Linked DNA regions of Homo sapiens: regions 1 and 3 are each linked to region 2. The links are chromatin contacts, found by Hi-C in ENCODE. All regions are on one chromosome and are shown on one strand. Each heading gives the region's core, a stretch centred on a gene start or an enhancer-like site at or near the end of the contact. The rest is flanking DNA. Distances are from core to core; before and after follow the strand shown. Region 1 has its middle 8.6 kb from the start of MIR3916. Region 2 holds the start of EFCAB2-AS1 (EFCAB2 antisense RNA 1). Region 3 holds the start of ZNF496 (zinc finger protein 496).

Region 1 (4,566 bases), core at 1,280-3,779, 2.2 Mb before region 2:
ATGATGAAAAATAAATAATGTGTTGTTTGGCTTTGATTTCCTAAACTCATTCCTCAGCTATTTTCCTAAATATTCCATATCCTTCCAACATGCTTCTGCAGTTTCTTGAGGGATGTTATGCCAATGATAAACAGTACCATATGGGCACAAATATCAAAAGAATTCTGCTTCAACAGCAGAAGTATAACTCTCCAGAACCTTGAAGACCCAGGGCAGTTGCATGAGTAGTATGGTCTATGGAGGTACACAGGCTTTGGAGTTACAGTTGATTCTGTATCCCAATCCAGCTGCTTAGTAGCTGTGGGGTTTTGGAAGTTTCTTGACTAGGAACACTTATATAAACCTCATCTGCAAGAAAAGGCATAATGATACTGATTGCAAATATTCTTCATTCCTCCCTGTATACATGTCCTTTGCAAAGTGCTTTTATAGCTGCTCCCTTCAAGAGGCAAAATCTGTATTTCAAAATGTTTAGAGTCTTATTTGCTCTGGTCAACAGAAAACTGAACATATAACAGTGTGCTAGTCTGGGACCTAGGTTCAAAACTTGAGTGCTTTTGTTTTTCTTTCAGAATCCTGTTATCTCTATGATAATAAGCACACATTAACTTGCTGGGGAACGAGATACCACACGGAGAAGAACGAAGGTGCCCCAGTTGACAGGCAACTCACCCCTAGAAACAGCTGCAATCAGCATCTGCCCACACATGTCTGAAGGATCCCAGCTGAGACCAAAAGAATTGCCCAGCTGAGTTTAGCTTAAATTGCTGACCAGCCGAATCATGAGCTAGTAAGTTTCGGTGGTTTGTTATGCATCACTAACTAACTAACACACACACCCATTACAGACAGGATGTCAGAATTCAATGAGAGACTGATTACTAGTTACCTGCAAACAGTAGGCACCCTATAGGTATTGATTTTCTTTTCCCTTTATTTAAATTTGGATCTCTTGTTAGACGGTGGTGAGTTATGTAGAGATACATGTAGATGTGTACACGTGATTGGTGCATAAACTCACCCAGTCTCCCACACCATAGGAGGAAAAAGACAACCAATAGCCTGTTTATTAGCGCCAAGGCCAAATACCAATATCAGAAGTTTGTTTAATCTATTTTCTGTATATCTAAACTTTGGAAGTCAAAGCTGTGGAAGACCTGAAGACTGGGGATTAGGTCCTCCTGGGGGCTCCATTGTTCTTTTTTTGACTGTCTGATTTTTGGGAGGAAGATGGACAGCAGGCGGGGCAGCAATGGTCTACCTGTGGACACTCTCTTTTTGCAGCCCTTGCTCTCTCTAGGGCCCTGTCCCTTCAGCCTTTGGCCTGGGGAGAGACGTTGATAAGGAGGACCGATCTTTCACTGCTGGAAGGAAATGAGGGTTCAGACCGTTCACCTCCCTCAGAGCTGCACGGCAGTGTGACAGCCACTGGCCATGTGTGAGTACTGAGGGCCTGGAATGTGGCTGAACAGAGACGTGCTGGGAAGGTGAAATACAGAGTGAGTTTCACAGATTGACTACCGAAAATTATATAGTTCATTAATATATTGATGAATATTGAGATATTGATCATACATTGAAATGATAATATTTTGAATATATTGGGTTAAATAAATTATTACAATCAGTTTCACCTGTTACTTTTAATGTTTAAAAGGTGGCTACTAGGAAATTTAAAATTCACACGTGGCTTACATTTTATTTCTTAAAGGATTGCCTCCCTTTTTGAAATTTCAGGCTGCCTGATCAAACTACCAGAGGCCAGAAAGGTCATAAAATCTGAAATGTTAAAATCATTGCCATTATATTGTTTTCATTTGTGAATAACATATATATATTATTTATAAATGGATATAACCTTATACAAAAGGTTAAATGAAAATGCCCCCTGGGCTGGGCCAGGCCCAGCGCAAGCAGGAAGCCCTGCATGAAAAGGCTGCAGCCAAGAACCTGTCACTTTGTCGCCCTCAGCCCAGCGTCCGATCACATCCTCCGTCACTCAGGGACTGAGGGGGCGGGGCCTGGAGCCCTATCCAATCAGGGGCGCTGACGTAGGAACCGTCCAATCGGGCGTGCAGCCGGACAGAAGGGCGCGGCTTCCGGGATCTGGCGGGGCCTTCGTCTCTCCTGCCAGCCTCAGCTGGGTCGTCTTCTGTGCTCGGCGTGCTTTGCTCGGGGAAGCTCAGGTGGCCGCCACAGCCTCTTGCCCTCTGACCTGCAGGTATCAGGAGATCCATAGCTAAGCAGCCTGGACACCCGGGAAGCTGGGAAATGGTGAGTATGTGGGCGGGGTCCCGAGGTGGGCAGGGGGCTGATGGAAACGGGCTGGAACTGGCTGTGGCGGCCCCAGGCCTCCCCACAGCTGCCTCCGGAGTCTGCAGACCCGAGACCCCGCTGGACCCGCCCGGCCCTCAGCTTCCCCTGGCCTCAGGATGTGGGCTGGGCCGCCAGCCTCACCCGGCGTCCGGTCCGCTTCTGCGCTCGACTTCCGCCCGGCGCGTCCCCTCGCTGGCAGCTGTGCGGTGGCGACGGCAGGGGCCTGGGGGAGAGCCCCGACCCAGGAGGAGCCACTGCGTGGGAGGAGCTGTGGGCTGTGGGGTCCCAGGCCCTCCTTTCTCCTGGTAAAAATGAAAAGGGAATCAAGGTTTAAACGTTAAAGAGATTATTTGAGCAAAGAGCTGTTCATCAATGCAGAGCGCCCAGTCATGGTTTGTGGGTGCTTGGAGCAAAGGCTTTTGTAAGGGGCATAAGGAAGCGAACCAAATTCAGAACTTGGTTACAGTTACAGTTGTGGAGTCGCCTTATGTGGACTGTCCAGGTGGAAATTTCCTGGTTATTTAATGAGAGGTTAATTGGAGGTTTGTGGTTGGTTCAGGCTGAAAATCGTTTCTTCCTAAGGTAGTAATTTACAAGACATGTATTTCAGTTAGATTTTTTTCCTTAGGAACCGATGGTCCTAGTGCTACTTCAGTCTAATTGATTGCTAGTTAATTATTTTAAACACTCCAGAGGGGGACTGGTTTTCCACTGCGTTTCCAAATGTGTGGCAAGCACGGTCTCACATCCACCATCCTGTCCCCCCAGCCTGTGTGTCCTTTATTGTACATTTCACACACAGTGTTTTCATCATTTTTTCACAGAGCATTGGATGGCACTTTTTTTAGACATCTGTTTTCTGTTTGTAAACATTTTATGTGAGCAGAGAAGAATCACCTGACACACTGCTTTAAAAAAAATCTTTGTGTCTCTTCTTTTATCTTCCCCAGGCACAGACACCTTATCGGAATGTCTTTGGTTTGAGGTTCTGCTTTGGAAATTTTACAAGGTCATGTGTCCTCAGCCACCCTCCAGTCTTTTTCTGTGCCTGGGTTTCATAATTGTCTGGGGGTGACCCATCTCAAGGCATGTTTAGTGAACATTAGCACGTTGTTCCTTTCCTCCCAGAGGACAGCCTCAGTGATGGAGGTGGAGCCTCTTAAGGGAGCAGATGGATGCCCTGGGGCTGAGAGGAAGCTGGTCCTACCCTTCATTTACAAAGCTAACCCCTTAGGACATGCAGATTGTCTTCACCCAACTCCAGCGTCTGTTCCTTGGGGACACATTGCTGGTCAGCCAGTTGGATGCTGATATTGAGAAGAAAAAACAGAAATGATTTCTGACATCTGGATTCTCTCAGACTTGTGAAGGGGGAAAAACTGTTCCAAAGGACAAGGAAGACCCACTGCAGTGAGGGGGCGCGAGAATCTGCAAAGTCAAGCCACTTGGGGCACCCAGTGGGGCACAGTGTGGTGGCTCCTGGGCAAGGCGGGAAGGTGGTCAGTGAGCAGTATGGAAACAGAGGAAGGTCCCAAGTGATAGGACGGCCTGACTTGGCACTTGAGTCAGATTTGTCTGTGTTCCAATCAGCATTGCCACTTCCTGGGTTTTACACCTTGAAACATTTTTTTCACTTAATTCAACCTTAGTTTTTTATTAACTGTCAATTGCATTTTAACAGTAGAGTTTCAAAGGTAAGAAAATGTTTAAGAGGTGGATTTCAGAAAAGACATTACATATATAGTCAAATATTCACTTGTTAAAAATTCTGATTTACCTTTTTCTTCCCTAGAGTATAGTAAGTTTGTCAGGCCTGTTCCTTTTTAGGGGTGATTTTAAACAGAATCCCAGGGCGTAGCTGTGGGAATGCTACCAGGGAAAGTAATAGGGAAAATCCTCTTCCAGTATGGCTATAGGAAATGAATACATTTCCACAAAAAAAGTAGTAGATTAATTGGTGAATTACATTGCTTCATCAAAATATTAGTTCCTCTTTTTTGCAGGGTAGAGGACTTGTGGAGTTGATATCTCTATTATCTAGATGTCTGAGTTTAATACTGAATTTTACAAGATGGGACTTGGCATCTCCTAGATATGTTCATATGTGATTGTTTACTGAATGATTTGAATTACGGAAATAATGTGACATGTTTATTGTCTGAAACTGATAGAGAGTTTTGCTTTTTCTATTGAGGTATACAATGTAAGTGCCTTATAATTTTATTCTCTTAAATAAACACTGTGTTTGAG
Region 2 (4,405 bases), core at 369-2,868:
ACTGATTCATTATTAGGTCGGTGGCAGCCAGTGATGTCCAGGCTGCTGTCCACGGACTACAAGGATACACACCTAGCACAGTGGTTGGCACCCAGACTACTCAGCCCAGTTAACTATTTCCTCCCATTTGTAAATTTCTCATCTCCCTTACTCATCTCACCTTCCTTGGAAGCAAAGACAATGTCTTTCATTTTCGTATCTTTCAAAGTTCTAAGTAGAATGCCTTATCTACATAATGGCATTGAATATATGTATTCTGAATGAATGGCATCCAGCTTTTAACAGTCATTACTTCTATGAGTTATCGACAAAATTGTTTCTCTGAATTTACTTTAAATGGAAAAAAATTGTTCAAAAGCTGAAAAATCAGGAAAGCTCTCAGTTTTTAAAAAACGAGAAATACTGTATTTGTACCATACTCCAGTGCGTTTTTTCTCATGCTGACCTAACCAAGTCTTTTTTAAGAAAATAAATATCCATAATTACCTTGCTAGTTTATCTCCTAATGGCTTTTTTTTTTTTTTTTTTGGTAAAGAACAAAAATAAGCCATCCATTTTTCTGGGAAAGTTTTAAAATTATCCTTTTCTTTGTATGTAAGGGCATCTTCGTAAAGCTAATACCTACAAAATAATCCTGGCTTCTCAGATTAATATTACATAAAAATCACGGTATCCTTGTTATCAATAGAGAGATCGTTGGCAGTTTCATGTGTTTCTTCGCCGATTTTCTGTGATCACCGGAACAAGTGACTAAATATCTCAGGGTTCGTTTCTTCCCTTGTAAATATTAGCTGTTAACCTGACCACACTTGGTTCTATGCTGAGAAAAATGGTTTGAGAGGGTGTTTTGAGCACTCCAGAAAGAAAACAAAGGACGAATATTATTTTCACTTCCTACTTGTTTACCTTTACTGTTTCATGGCTTTTTGGATATTTTTGGGTGACTGCCAACTATCAAACACAATTATTTTTTAGTACCTAAGGGCATGGTAACAAAGGATCGGGTTTTAATCATACCATGAACTGAAAACAACATGAACGGTCTTGCAAATAAACGTAATCACTTTTTGGCTTCTCCGCACAGACAACACATCGATGCCTCCGAACTGGCGACCTTAAGCCTCGAAGCGCAGTCCCGCCTCTGCAGGCGGCCACCGCGCGGGGCTGGGTGGTCCCCTGGGAGAGGCCCGGCCGGCGCACAGCGGTTCCAAGATCTCAACCAGGTTTTGGTTTTTCGTCGTTATTAAAATTGCTGTTTGGGTGTGTGTCTTTTTTTTTTTTTAAGACAAGACACTAGGCCAATTGCGCGGCGCTAGCCGGCGGCGGGGCAGGCATTTCGGAGGACCGGGAAGCTCGGAGGCAGCGGCTGTGACCTCCAGACCGTCCTCCTGCGTCCTCATTAAGGAGGCAAAATGGTGGCCGCGAACGCCATCAGGCTGCGCCAGCGCGGGGTTTCGGCGCAAACAGAGGATCCCGTCAGATTCAGGCGGCCAGAACTCCTCCTCACCCAGGCCACCCCCCGGGGCCCACAGCCTGGACAGCTACGGGCGTGGCGCCTGCGGCACCGAGACCCCAGGCGAGAGTGTGGAGGCGGCGGCGGCTTCCCCGCGACCGTGAACAACGACGCCATTATCAGCACCCCCTGCCGGCGCCTCCGGCGCAGCCCGCGCAGGATGCAAGGCCCGGCCTCCGAGGGAGGGGGAAGGAGGACGGGGCGGGAGGAGGGGAAGAGGGTGAAGAGGGCGGGAGGAGAAAGAAGAAGGCGGGAGGAGGGGAGAGAGAAGAGGGAGGGAAGAGGGGAGAGAGGCGGGGCGGGGCGGGGGAGAGAGGCGGGGCGGGGCGGGGCGGAGCGGCGGGCCGGGCGGGCTACGGGGACGGGGGCAGGGCGACTGCTGCTGCCGGGTGGCCCCCTCCTCAGGCCGCCCTTTCCCTGCGGGTGGGAACTCCAGATGGACGAGGGCCCACCCCACCCGGCGCTTCCCCGTGCAGCCCGGGGTCGCGGCGGGCGGCGAGGGCAGCGGCTCCCCGGCTCCCCTACCTTACCTTCCCTGTCCTTCTCGTCCGCCATCTTGCTGCGGAGCCGGTCGCCTGGGAGATGCCTAACGATAACCTCGGCCGCGGTGTCCCGGCCTGCTCAGCGCCCCGCGGCGAGCCTGGCCTGGAGGAGGGGCCGCTCTGAATCCCGGGGGAGGAAGACCCTTGGGCGGGGCGGGGCGGGGAGGAGGCTCCGAGCGCGCGCCCTGTCCCCGTTTCGCGCCACGACCCTCGCGCTGGGGGAAGACCAGAGGCCCCGTCTGCCACCCGGCCCCCGGCCTTGTCCCTCCAGACCCGAGGCCGGAGCCGGACTTGTCCCGGGCCTAGCATGTTGCTTCATCACACGGTCCCCAACCCCTCCTTTCCCTTATTTCTCATCCATTTGGGGACAGCACGCGCGCGCACACACCCCTCGCCCCCTCCTGTCCTGTTTGTGCGACGTGGCGTTGCTCGATTTTTGTTGTTAACTGCAGATTTTGAAAAGCGCCGGAGAGCTAGGTGAAGAGCTGGGCTCCCAAGGGGGTGATAGAACCAGCCCGCGGCCCGGCCTCCTCCTCCCGCTTCCCATTCGCAGCCCGCCTCCCGCCGGGAAGCGGCCCGGCTGCTGCAGAACGGCCGCGCCTGCCCTCCCGGTTTCTCCCGTCCAGTCTTCACCGTCCTTTCCCAGAGAAAGCGACAGCACAGCCTATGACAACCGAAGCTAAAACGGAAAAACTGGGCCGGGCGCAAGAGGAAACCAGAGCCATTCGACTATTGCTAGAGGAGAGGAATAGCTGCAGGAAAACATGCGCAAAATAGCACAAACATTGCGTCGTCAAGGCTGCAATGTCTAATACAAAATAGAAGGTTCTCATAGCAACAAAAACGTGCCCATGTTGTGCTCAGTATTACATGCGTTAAAATGTTCTTAGTTGTGAAATTTGACATGACCGCTAGTTAAAGTTACAATGGAAGTTTTAAATCCCGCTTTCCGAAAACTTTGCAGCTATAGCATGAAGTTAAATTTTTGTCTTATTTTCTGGATAAGTTTACTATACTGGAACATAGTAAAGCTCTTTTTATAAAGAGCTTTGAATAAAATACCTAATGATGTGGTTGAAACGAACACCTATTTTCAAAACTAATCTTAAGTGGTATTTCAGTGCATATGTTATGTAAAAGCAATTTATAAACTAAATTTTAAGAGCCTTCAAAATACAAGGTACTCGTATTTAATGACTTAACAGTTTTAATGCTTTTATTGTTTCTATAATCTCTCAGGAAATCCTAAAACTGACTATATTTTTCTTTATTAAAATAACTTTTTCTGTAGAAGATACCCATTTGGCGCTGTGATCAGCATTCTACTTGAAATTGAATATAAACAACTGAATCATTACAAAATGGCTCATGTTAGAAGATACTTAAAACGAATACAATCTTGTACAGTAAATGTTTAACACCCCAAAATAACGAAAAGTAATTATTAGCATTCATTTATATCTAAATCTCAGTCAATATGATCTAAATATTTGTGTTTAAAGACTCCCCCTTTCCATATAGATAATGAAGGGCTTTGAAATAAGTGTAGGAAACCCTAAGTTTGGTCTCAGGCTTCCTATTCATTCACTATGCTTTTTCGTGTGCTGTTTACAGTTTCCTTTTTCTGGAATGCCTTTCCCTGCTTTTTTCCCCCGCCAACATTTCAGCTTCCCACAGACACACATTTGTGCCCTCCTGGTTGTCCTGCAGGATGACCTTTGTTTTTGTTTTTGTCTTTTGTTTTTCGAGACAGGGTCTCGCTCTGTCGTCCAGGATGGAGTGCAGTGGTGTGATCTCTGCTCACTGCAACTTCCGCCTCCCGGTCTCAAGTGACCCTCCCACCGCAACCTCCCAAGTAGCTGGGAGGAGCGGCGCGCGCCACCATGTCTGGCTAGTTTTTGTATTTTTTGTAGAGACAGAGTTTCCCCATGTTGCCCAGGCTGCTCTCAAACTCCTGAGCTCAAGCGATCTGCCGCCTGCCTGGCCCTCCCAAAGTTCTGGGATTACAGGTGTGAGCCACTGTGCCTGGCCAGGATGACCTTTTTGAAGTCACCTAGTCATTGAAGCTTTCCCTCTCAGCCTTTTCCTCTGTGGCCCCATGCTTATAGAGCCTCCCACATTGATTTGCAGTGCCTTCGTTCGTTCACTTTATTTCCACCTACCAAACAGTAAGATCTTGAAGACAGAAACGGCATTATTCGTTTATATATCCCCGGTATCTAGTACAATTTTTCTGTTTGCAATAATAAATGTCTTAAAACTTAAGAAAGGAGTAAGTCTTCTCAATGACTTTTTTTAAAAAAGACCCAGATTCAGCACTTATTGTATGTAAGACAGACCTTCCTTTTAC
Region 3 (4,055 bases), core at 1,011-3,510, 2.4 Mb before region 2:
AAGGCCTGCCTGCCCTCCTCTTTAATACCATGACTGTTACCAGCCCCTCCCCAGCACTCCTGACTTCCTGATGCCTCTCCACTTTCCTTTTTTTCTGTAGCACAGATCAAAGAGAGCAGGTCATGTTACTGATTTTGCTTCCTCCAATAGCCAGTTGTGTTCACAGATGTACCTGAGCACCTGGAAGGCTGGCTGCCTAGCACTCATGAGTGTACAGTAGGTACTCGGTATAGGTTTGCTGAATGACTGAATCTTTGATCCTGCACAACCATCCAATGAGGTAGACAGCATCATCCCTGTTTTCTGGATGAGGAAGTTGAGGTACAGAAAGGTTATGTAGGCCTGAGGTCACCTGGCTAGGAATTCATAGGGCAGGATTTAATCCGGGTGCCTGAGTCCAGAACCTTGACTCTGAAGCCCTGTTTTGAGCTAAATGCAGCAGCAGCATAAACAGCCCGTTTTGTGCCTCAAAAGGTGAACAGTGGGAGGCACAGCTGGGCAGGGACGTGTCAGGTCAGGGGAAGAAACTGAATTGGGTAGTGGGGATTAATTGGATGCTGTCTGCCAGCAATTTCTGCCTCCTGCATTTTATCTGCTTTAGGGTTGCAAGGGGCAGAGCTATGAACACGGATGCCCACTCAACAGCCAGTTCCTGGGCCAATCAAAGGGTTGGGAGCTGTAGCACCAGAGCTCTGGAACCCCACAGACTAGGATGTTTGCTAGAGCACCTAAGCCCTACCAGCCTTTGATGACCCCTCGGTTCCTCCCAATTCCTCTCCTCCATGTCACGGTTCCTGGCTGGTGTTCCTGAGAGTGGGCTGTACATGAGTTCTGTAAATGCCAGTCCAGTTACGTCAAAGGGGGTGGCTCTCACTTGTACCTGTAGGCTCCAGCTAAGATCTGCGTGGCCCTGCCCGGCATCTGGCTGTCATCCGGGAAACAATCACTGTTCACAAACAAGGGCTTCACTCCTTCGCTCGCTCCATCTCCTGCTAAAGTCAGAATGTGAACACTGACAAACAGCGGCTCCCAGTAACTCTGCTAGTCAGAAGTGATTATTCCAGCAGTTCAGAGGAGGAAGTGGCGGTGCCCAGGGCCACGGGATTAGAAGAGCAACGGAGCTAAAGGATCCCGTGCCTCAGTCCAACCACCTTGTTCCCACTTACTCAGCCGGGCCACTTTCTTTGGAGAAACTGATTTCCTTCTGCTTGCCCTTGAAAGGGGATCCGAAGGAAATCGGAGCTACCGGCAGTAGCTACCCTCCGGAAGACGGAGAATCTTCTCCACCTTCTCCTCTGCGTAGGAGAATCCAATTTCGGTGCAGAGCAGATGGCGAAGGGGCCATGGGAATCAGACCTGCTCAGGGACCGGGTTCGCACTTTCTCTCAAGCTCTGGAGCCTGAAAAATGAGCATTCCCCGGGGACGACCCATGTAAGAATTTGGGCTATATTCAGCATAGTGCAGCGGCCAGCAGCCCTGTCTCGGGGTGGGGTCCGGAGGCCCCCATTTCTGCTTGCCCCTCACTGCCACATAACCTTGGGTCAGAGTCCCTCATCCTCTCCCTCCGCCACTGTGCACAGCTGCAACCGTGTTCACTTCAGCGAGCAACGAGCCCCGTGACCCCCACTCAGGGTCAGGACTCACCGCAGCCCCTCTGCGCAAGCCCCGAGGCTCTGCGTGGCCTCCGGATGCGCGGCCTTTCCTAACCCGGGGACTCCGCACGTGGGCGCCAGGCCCGGAAGGCGCGGATGTGAGCGCTACCTTCGGCGTCCCGCAGCGGCAGGAGGGGCTGGGCGGCCCGGGCTTCGGCTGGCGGCGGGGGGGGGGTCGCAGGGGAGTCTGAAATGAGGCGGCCGACGGCGCGCGGGGCCTCCTCTCTCCGCTCCATCCCGCACCCCCAATTCCAGCTTCCATCCCCAGCCGCGACTCCCGGTCGGCCGTTCCGGGCGTCCACTGGCCGCGTGTCCTGGGGGCGCCAGAGAAGGAGAACAGCGGAGAAAAGAGCCCCGGGCCGACCTTCCGGACCGGCGGGCCCGCGGGGAAGCCCGGGCGCGGCGACGTGGCTGACCCACAAAGCCCCCGGCCCGGCGGCCAGGCCCAGGCGCGCGCGGAGCGGGGCGGGCCGGGGGTGTCGGATGTCACCCCCAGCGCACACCTCGGCCGGGGGGCGGGGGAGCGAACCACTGAGATGCGGAGACCTCCCCAGTCCTAGAGCGGAGCAGGAAGTGTCCCAGGGGAGGGAGCCGGAGGGCTCCGGCCTTTCCTTTCCTCGGCGTCCGGCGGGCTCCCGCGGCGGCCAGGCCTGCGCCGCCCGCCAACAGGGACGCGCCGCGGCGGTGAGTGCACCCCGGCTCCCGCGGCCGGCCCCGCCCCGCCCTCCTCGGCCCGCGCCCGGCCTCCGCGGCGCCGCCTCCCAGCCCAGAGCCCAGCGCTCAGGAAGGTGCGGGCGGGGGAGAAAGCAACACCATTGTTTTTCAGGCGCCTCCATTTGCCCCCGAGCCGAGCCGTGGCTTTCCGGATGATCGGGAGACGCGGTCTGGACGGGCCGGGAAAGGAGCCGGGCGCCTGCGGAGACCCCGCCTCAGCGAGTACGCCCGGCCGGGCGGGCTGGGAGGATGAGGACGGCTGCCCTGGACTTCCGCCGCCACAGGAGGGTTTTCGGCCGGACGCCGGGAGGGAGCTCCAGGCTGTGAGGTGAGGAGCCCGGAGCCGGCGAGACGGGAGACGCGCGTGTGAGGGAGACCGAGGGCGCGGAGGGCGGGCTCCCCCTTCCCTGGCCCACAGCGACCTTCTCCTTCCCTTTCTGCCGATCCAGCTCGGTCCCTCCTCCGCGAAAGGCTGGGAGCTCGCTCCGCCCCTGCGGGGCCCTCCTCCGCCTCACTCACGTTAGTTCATTCATCAGGCATCTCCTCCGAGCCTCCGACGCGCCAGGTGCCGCCGTGACAAAGACGGACGCGGCCGTCTGGTTGGAGACGATCCGAGTGGCAGCCCGGGTGGGCGCCGGTGCTCGGGGGGGCGGGCCTGAGTAGTCCTGGGCGCTGCAGGTGTGTGATGGGCGCCGCAGGGGGCCGCCGAGCAGGGCGGGCGGGGCCCACCCCGGGCTCCAGATGCCGGAGCCGCCCTGGAAGCGATCCGGTGGTGGGGAGCGCTGTAATGCGTCCAGCCCGACGCCGCCACGGCCCCCATATGGGTTTCTGTGTATGTTGTTACTTTGGAAAGCAAAGAGATTCAGAGCAGTGGGTGTTTCTGGAACCACTCAGTTGTTCCGTAGCTTTTCTGGCATCACTTGTCTTTCTGTGAAATGGGAGTGAGGCCCGAGTCCCCCTTCCCACCTTGTGAGCTGTTGGAGGTTAAGACGCGGCCACGCTGGACAACCTCGTGCAGATGGGGGAGTGGCAGGCACTGCCGGTCCTAAGGATCACAGAGGCCTGATGGCAGAGAAGGGGACTGTGAGTGTCCCCATGTGCCCTTTCACGGGCCCAGCGTTCTAAAGTGGGAATCATAAACACCAGGTATACTGGTTGCTGGTCTCTTGCCACCCTAGTTGTGGCAAAAGTGTCGGCTAGTTGTCTGCACACCAGCGGGGAGGTGTAGGGACCCCTGAGTCCCACCTTGGGGGTGTGGCAGCTGCAGTGTCCAGGGGTTCTTTGAGGGCTGAGCTGTGCAGTGACGGACCCACTTTTCTGTCCTGGCCGAGGAAGGGCTTTGGCGAGTGTGCAGTTGCCTTCAATGTGGTTTGAAGAGGGCAAGGATAGAGAATAGGGTGGAGGCGAGGTTGAAGGTCAGGGCAGAATTGGCAGAAGGCTCATAGGAAACCACTGATACTTCTAGATGCAGTGTTATTTGTCCCTGGTAGACTGCATGTAGCTGTCTCATGTGATGTTTTCCCTTGCCTCCCATTGCAGACTCTGCTGGGCAAAGCTGATTCTGGCTGGGTTGTCCATCCAGCACGCAGCACCATCAGCCCTCTGCCACCAGAAGGGTGGATTTTCCATTCCTGGATGTGCTTGAAGGCTCATCCGATGCATGTCTTTGTCATTCCAGCTCCATTTGT

The links. A loop is a pair of places that touch in the nucleus more often than their neighbours do. Pooled maps may share reads with other maps.
Region 1: a loop to region 2 is called in a map of naive thymus-derived CD4-positive, alpha-beta T cell, with 33 times the contacts of the local background. The contact joins the enhancer-like site here to the promoter of EFCAB2-AS1 in region 2. A Hi-C loop is called at or near these places in 1 of 168 maps with a recorded cell type or tissue (naive thymus-derived CD4-positive, alpha-beta T cell), 1 of 37 single-sample maps with no recorded cell type and 10 of 50 pooled maps.
Region 3: a loop to region 2 is called in a map of ovary, with 10 times the contacts of the local background. The contact joins the promoter of ZNF496 here to the promoter of EFCAB2-AS1 in region 2. A Hi-C loop is called at or near these places in 1 of 168 maps with a recorded cell type or tissue (ovary), 1 of 37 single-sample maps with no recorded cell type and 14 of 50 pooled maps.

Annotation. Positions count from the first base shown.
Region 1 is chr1:247,208,399-247,212,964 of GRCh38, reverse strand. No RefSeq gene overlaps it. Among named protein-coding and RNA genes, the nearest start is that of MIR3916, 8.6 kb to the right of the region's middle. RefSeq lists silencers at 1,907-2,166, 2,307-2,516 and an enhancer at 2,001-2,500. Within about 2 kb of position 2,529, at least 35 of the 41 ENCODE cell types and tissues checked have a DNase peak (open chromatin) inside an H3K27ac peak, as active enhancers do.
Region 2 is chr1:244,968,082-244,972,486 of GRCh38, reverse strand. It overlaps EFCAB2-AS1 (EFCAB2 antisense RNA 1), which reads left to right and starts at 1,618. Exons shown (of 2, transcript NR_111907.1): 1 at 1,618-1,675; 2 at 2,508-4,405. DRC8 (dynein regulatory complex subunit 8) reads right to left here and starts at 2,805. Exons shown (of 8, transcript NM_032328.4): 1 at 2,444-2,805; 2 at 2,044-2,158. The coding sequence starts at 2,068. LOC124900416 reads left to right here and starts at 1,917. Exons shown (of 4, transcript XM_054328428.1): 1 at 1,917-2,161; 2 at 2,163-2,232; 3 at 2,235-4,405. The coding sequence starts at 1,950. The coding sequence ends at 2,501. RefSeq lists enhancers at 1,143-1,512, 3,951-4,405 and silencers at 1,683-1,772, 1,783-2,142, 2,153-2,332, 2,603-2,742.
Region 3 is chr1:247,330,072-247,334,126 of GRCh38, reverse strand. ZNF496 (zinc finger protein 496) reads left to right here and starts at 2,260. Exons shown (of 10, transcript NM_032752.3): 1 at 2,260-2,337; 2 at 2,480-2,695; 3 at 4,046-4,055. ZNF496-DT (ZNF496 divergent transcript) reads right to left here and starts at 2,073. Exons shown (of 3, transcript NR_168399.1): 1 at 881-2,073. RefSeq lists silencers at 286-580, 1,693-2,172, 2,303-2,412, 2,983-3,222 and an enhancer at 2,086-2,380.